Linked DNA regions of Homo sapiens: region 1 is linked to region 2. The links are chromatin loops, found by intact Hi-C in ENCODE. Cell type or tissue: endothelial cell of umbilical vein. All regions are shown on one strand. Each heading gives the region's core, and the rest is flanking DNA. Links, peaks and the distances in the headings are about the cores only.

Region 1 (2,931 bases), core at 171-2,670, 890 kb after region 2:
TCTACCTGCAGGGTACAGCTGTGCCTTTTAACAGGCTAGAGTTCTGCTTCTGAATGTCTGCTCAGAAAACTTAAGGACAAATATAGAAACCCTTCATCTGCAAGTAAAATGATTGTAGAAAATGCAATACATTTACTTACATTTCAAGAGAATCTATCATAGGATTGACATTGGGAAAAAACTAATGATCAATGATATTTTAATGAATATATAGGCTTATAATATGTTAAACTGAAAAGGTGTCAAAACTGTAAAGGATGAGAAAGAACTTTACACATAAACATACATTTTGAACGGCCACTAATCCCTCTTCTTAGGAAGTAAAAATATAGAGTGAAACTGGTCTAGATCCCCAAGAATCGGTAGGTTACTTCACTTTTGAAGTCAATGATTGGTAAGAATTGGAAAACAATTTGTGACCAGAATCCTCAAAATACTTAAAGCTTAGATGTAAGTGGTGAAATTGAGATCAGTGAATAAGCTGGATACAGGGTCAATTGTTGATTCCACAGCAGAAGTTCTGCATGACTCGAACAAGGCTTTCATTGAAACTATTCTCTGTCTTAAGAACTATAAACTACTATGAGGTCTCTGCATGTTAATACAGTATCAAGAATAGAATTTTCTTTGTAGCTCTGTAGACTTAATATTTACCAAAGACTCTTTAGTGAAATATATCTGTTACTTTGAATAATTAAGTTTAGTAGAAGATAAATTTAAGGATATGGATATAAAGACCAGGGACTACTCTGGCAGTATAAAATGTTTTAAAAGTAATACATTGGACTCTGGAACTTCATTCTACCTAACAGCATCATCTGCTTACCAGTAGGAACAAGGCACATAGTATTCTGTGGCAAATGCAATTGTTATTGAAGACAACATTGCAGTATGAGGTAACAGAGGAAATTATGAAAAAGAAATCCTGGAGCTATTGAAAAGTCCTAGGATAAGAATGTCAGTGGGTCCCTAGGTAATGGTTGTTGGTTTGGGGACACAGGAGAAAAGACTAAGGGATCTAGAGGTTTCTGATTTTGCACTGGTGTGTGGTTGGCAGATACAGGAACCCCAAGTGACTAGGCTTTGATTTGCTTTCCTTAAAATTTTTACTCATCCGGTTTCAGTCTCTGTCTCTGGTATTAGGTGAAAAGACATCTTTTTCCCTGCTGCTGAGACTGTATGTAATTAGATGAAAGGAGAAACTAGAGGCTCGGGAAAAGCATTGCTGATTTGTACCTCGGCTTAATTCCAAAGATTCTGCTTGTGAAAATTAACTTTTTCTGCTTCTAGGTCCATGGCACTCGTTTCTAAGAGGAGTTTGAAAGTTAGCTGAGTGTATGAGGAGGAGAAAAAAGGATCAGTAGGTTGGACTAGATCCATATATCACATACTTTCACCAAGAAATTAGATTTATTGGGTTTTATGAGCACCAGGCATATGCTAAGCACTTGATATATTATCTCATTTAATCTTCAGGACAGTATGAAAGAGTAACAGGTCTTATACCACTTTGCAAGATAAGGAAAATGAAGCTTAGAGAGGTTAACTAGCAGTCATGTTAGAGTCAGACTTGAACCCTCGTCTAGCTGATGGCAAAACTCAATTTTAACTACTACACAATACTGCCTCCCAGTGGCTGGAATTTGGTAAGCATTCAGCCAACATCAGCTACTGAGGTGGTGGTGTTTTTCTTAGGGGGAAGCTGGTCTTAAATCCTTTAGGCTTAAGTCTCAAAGGCATATAGAAAGAGGTCTTGCTTATCAGAATTATTAAGATGTCTACTCTCTTACATAAAAATGGCTAGTTCAAGCCAAGCTCCAAGTGTGACTGTAAGCAAACAAATAGATGACTACCTTGTTTATGAAGCATACTTTGAATTAGTTCCTAGTCAAATATAAAAATGCTTGGTGGTCGCTTGAAGCATAATTTGTGCCAACAAAATTCCACCAAGCAAAGAGATTCTGTAGTGTCAACATTTAAAACTTCTATAAATACTTCCTTCAGTTTCCACAAAGTATAAACTAATAAAAAAGAGAAATAAAAAGTCAATAAAGAAAAAAAGTACTTTTTTGGGTAGAAGGCTAAGAGAATGAATGCATGTAATATGTCTTGAAGTGTTAAGAAAATATTTTCTTTAGTTTTTAAGTAGAGTGAAGAAAAAATAATATGTGTGTAAGGAAGGACAAAATTTAGTTGTTCACAGGCTTGGCCTCAGGCAAAATTCTAAAATAGGTATTTTTCATGTACACGTCCCTAGCACACACACACATGCACAAAGTTGTTCTTCAATGCCCTTTTCTCAATGTTCAGTGTTCTCTCTCTTCAACCTCCAAAGCGTTCACTTTTTGGTACCCCCTCGGATTCCCTAATTTCATTCTTTGTTTCGAAATCCCACTGCACAGCTTCTCACAGTATAGACATTTCCTCTCTTCATTCATCATAACATTGCAGTGGACTAGCCCATTTTTTTCAAGATATTGGTAGGTCACTGGTTAGCAATGCCTATGAACAAATTATAATTAAGGTCTTAATGAATGGTAAAAGGCTTAATGTTTTATTTTACCTTGCTGTATTTATTTCATATTATGGACTTTTCTAGATAAAATGCCTCAGATCGAAATAATTAGTTCCAAATGATGGGAATTTCAAACTCTGTGATAGGTTGGTGAGAAAGCGATTTCTGCAAAGCTGTCTTTGCCCCATGTTCCTTGAAATATGTGCCAAAGGTAAATGTTTACTTTACCTATGTATAAGGTTGACCCTAGTGAACAGGTATATTGAAATATTATAATCCCTGAGAAGAAAGGTCACTGATAATGGCATTAATGCTGCCAGTCCTTACTTTCTATTAAATGATACTTCAATATGCAACATTCTACACTTGATCTCTGGTAAATGGATGTTAGTGACCTTGAGTCAACAATCTTTGCC
Region 2 (2,931 bases), core at 336-2,835:
CTTCTCTTTTGTTGAATATGAAGAAATCCTAGTAACCTGTAGCTTTCTTCTGAATGTGTATAATGAAGTTTGAATATAGATTTGCTATACTAAAAAGTCTCTTTCCAGAACAAGTATAGGAAATACTTATTTAATTATGTTTTAAAACCTTAGGCAGTCCCTTAATGAGGCTCAGCTTAAGCTACAAAGGCTTTTGGAGGAAACAGGGAGTTGAACTCAAAAATTTAGATCACTTCGTATGTTGAATGCCATGGAGTGAGGTTGGGGAGATGACCCCTGGGGAGACACACATTTTCTGTTGCTGTCCTCAATAACAAACCAAACAACAGTAGAGGTACTGTGGGTGTATAGATTTTAAAGAACCCAAATATACTCTTGCAGCTCATACAAATATGTTTAGAGATAAATCCATATTAGATATAAGTAGCCCTTTTACTCATATGCTTGGGATTTCACTGATTCTCGTAATACCACCCAAAGGTAGAATTTTAACTCACTCAGGGATCAAACTAGTGTTAGGAATATGATGTACAGTATTTTAGAATAATAATATTTTAGAGGTGACAATTTAGAGATCATCTAGTCCACGCACTGCAATTAAAAGTTAGAAAACCATTGCACAGAGAGGTTAAGTGCTTTGTAAAAGGTTGCACATCAAGTTAACCACTAATCATGGAATCATTAAAAAAGAAAAAGTCATCACTAATTTAAATTTATAGTTGGAAAATTTAGAACTGGATTTGGCTTTTGAAATTACCTTGTCATCCCTTCTCATTCTGTGGATAAAATAACTATGGTCGGTAGACCATAGTTTAGCAGCCCTGGGATTTGCAATCACACCTCTCACAACCAGTCCACAGCTCTTCTCTCCATGCTATGTGGCCTCAGCTTTTCAGGCATGTCTGTGACACAATGATGTTAGTTGGGAAATATAATTGATATGGCATAGCACAAGATGTAACTATAATTATAACCACAATTGTTTTATGATTGTTACTGATACAGAGAATTAAATAGTGTTTTACTCAGATATTTGAAAAAAAGAGCTATTTCTACCCTATCACTTGCTGCCAGGTGTAGTCTCCTTTGTGGCACTCACTTTATATTTCTGTTTTTTACTTTACTCTTCCTTAAAAAAAAGAAATTCCCATTATATTGTTACCATGGAAATTGTTCTCTTCTCCATCAATTTTCCCAGTCATTTGAAGCTATTTCTATTATGGAATATATTCCAGGCATCTTTAATTCTTAAGGGAGAGCTTACACACTTTAAGTGTTAATGCTGAATTTATATTTTCCTGTTTCCATTGAATGCACTTTCCTCACACTAAAAGCTTACCACACCCATAGAATCCCTATTTTAAATGAATGCCATTCATTACACACAGTCTCCTATAGGTGTCACTATACACCATATATTAAAAGAACTAACGCAATGCCTTTTACTCGACAAATAGATTTTTTGACAAAACTATATTGCATTAAGGCTGATCAGATTATGTCCGTGATTCTCTGTGGTTTCACATAATAAGGTCTAGGCTGACACTGTAAAAATTTGCAATGACATTAACAAAACAAATGACTTACACTGAGATTCTCACTCTCTAAGTAATATATGCACTGTCCTTTATCTTGATTTTGTACCAGGAGGCCAAATTAAGAAATAGGTAAAATATAGTAGTTTAAAAACTGTATTTAAATGGTGGCGGGTGCCTGTAGTCCCAGCTACTCGGGAGGCTGAGGCAGGAGAATGGCGTGAACCCGGGAGGCGGAGCTTGCAGTGAGCCGAGATTGCGCCACTGCACTCCAGCCTGGGAAACAGCAAGACTCCGTCTCAAAAAAAAAGAACTGTATTTAAAGTAGGAATATTTAGTATTTGACTTTCAAGTATTATGTGCCTATCTTACAAGTTTACATATTGGATTATTTCCCTTTAGAGTTTTAAATGAAAGCACTGATCACATGCTTTTGTGGCCAATGGTGGTTGTCTGATGGCTTTCACTCACACAGCAGATTCAAGAAAATGACTTCTGCATGAAATTGATGAAAAGTACTTTCAAGACCTCATTTAGAAACTTCATTCCAGGATTGAGAAACTGAGCCTTATGGATGATAAATGACCTGGCCAAAGCCACAAATGAAAATATAGGCAGATTTCTACATCATAAGTGGTTTTATATTTTTCTTAGAAATGAAGATCGAAGCCTAATTAAGAAGCTAGAGCAGCTAGGGAAAAAATGTTCAGAGCAAGCTTTGTACAACAATTATGTTGACAACCAAAGCCATAACAATATACATACTTATTGAGGACCTTATGCAACAGCTATATATGGATCATCTTGCATAATCCTCACAAGTATATTACATATTGTCTATTTAAAAAATGGAGTTGTTTGTTGGTAGTTATAAAGCAATATTGCTATAGTAGTGAGACACATGGGGACTAGTAAGATATAGATAATAATAACACTAGTAAAATATTTTTAACCACCTACTATAGGCCAGGCAAATATAATAAAAGTAACATTTATTAATCACTTACATGCCAAGCATGGTGCTAGACTCCTTACACAATCACACAAATATGTTATCCTTAAAACAGCTATGAAAAATAATTACTATTATTATTAATATTCATAAGAAGAAACAAGAATGTCAAGAGGACAAATAACTTGTATCAAGGTACCCATCCACTAGGAATTGGAGCTAACTTTGACTTCAAAATCTAGGCTCTTTAATGCATCACAGGTAGCACTAGGCCTAGGATAGGTGCCAGGAGAAGGGGTAAATATATACATACACACACAGACACATACACAGATACACATACGTTCATACAATTATGTCAATATAAGTCTATGTATATATCTTATCTATAAGCAATTTTATACTAAATATAATGAGTAAAATCAATAAATAATTCTAGAACTA

What was found. Hi-C counts contacts between places; a loop is a spot of excess contacts. Peaks named below come from ENCODE experiments on the same cell type or tissue, not always from the same donor. Only the 100,000 strongest peaks of a DNase experiment are listed, where the experiment ranks them.
Region 1: it touches region 2 in a loop (10-fold over the local background); 2 of 110 quality-filtered maps call a loop at or near these places.

The regions. Positions count from the first base shown.
Region 1 is chr2:164,059,701-164,062,631 of GRCh38, forward strand. No RefSeq gene overlaps it. Among named protein-coding and RNA genes, the nearest start is that of FIGN, 330 kb to the left of the region's middle. RefSeq lists a silencer at 1,459-1,753. In endothelial cell of umbilical vein, for the core only: a CTCF peak has its summit at 1,636 (motif pointing left); a DNase peak (open chromatin) is centred at 1,631.
Region 2 is chr2:163,168,289-163,171,219 of GRCh38, forward strand. No RefSeq gene overlaps it. Among named protein-coding and RNA genes, the nearest start is that of KCNH7, 330 kb to the left of the region's middle. In endothelial cell of umbilical vein, for the core only: a CTCF peak has its summit at 1,398; no DNase peak of the experiment used is centred there.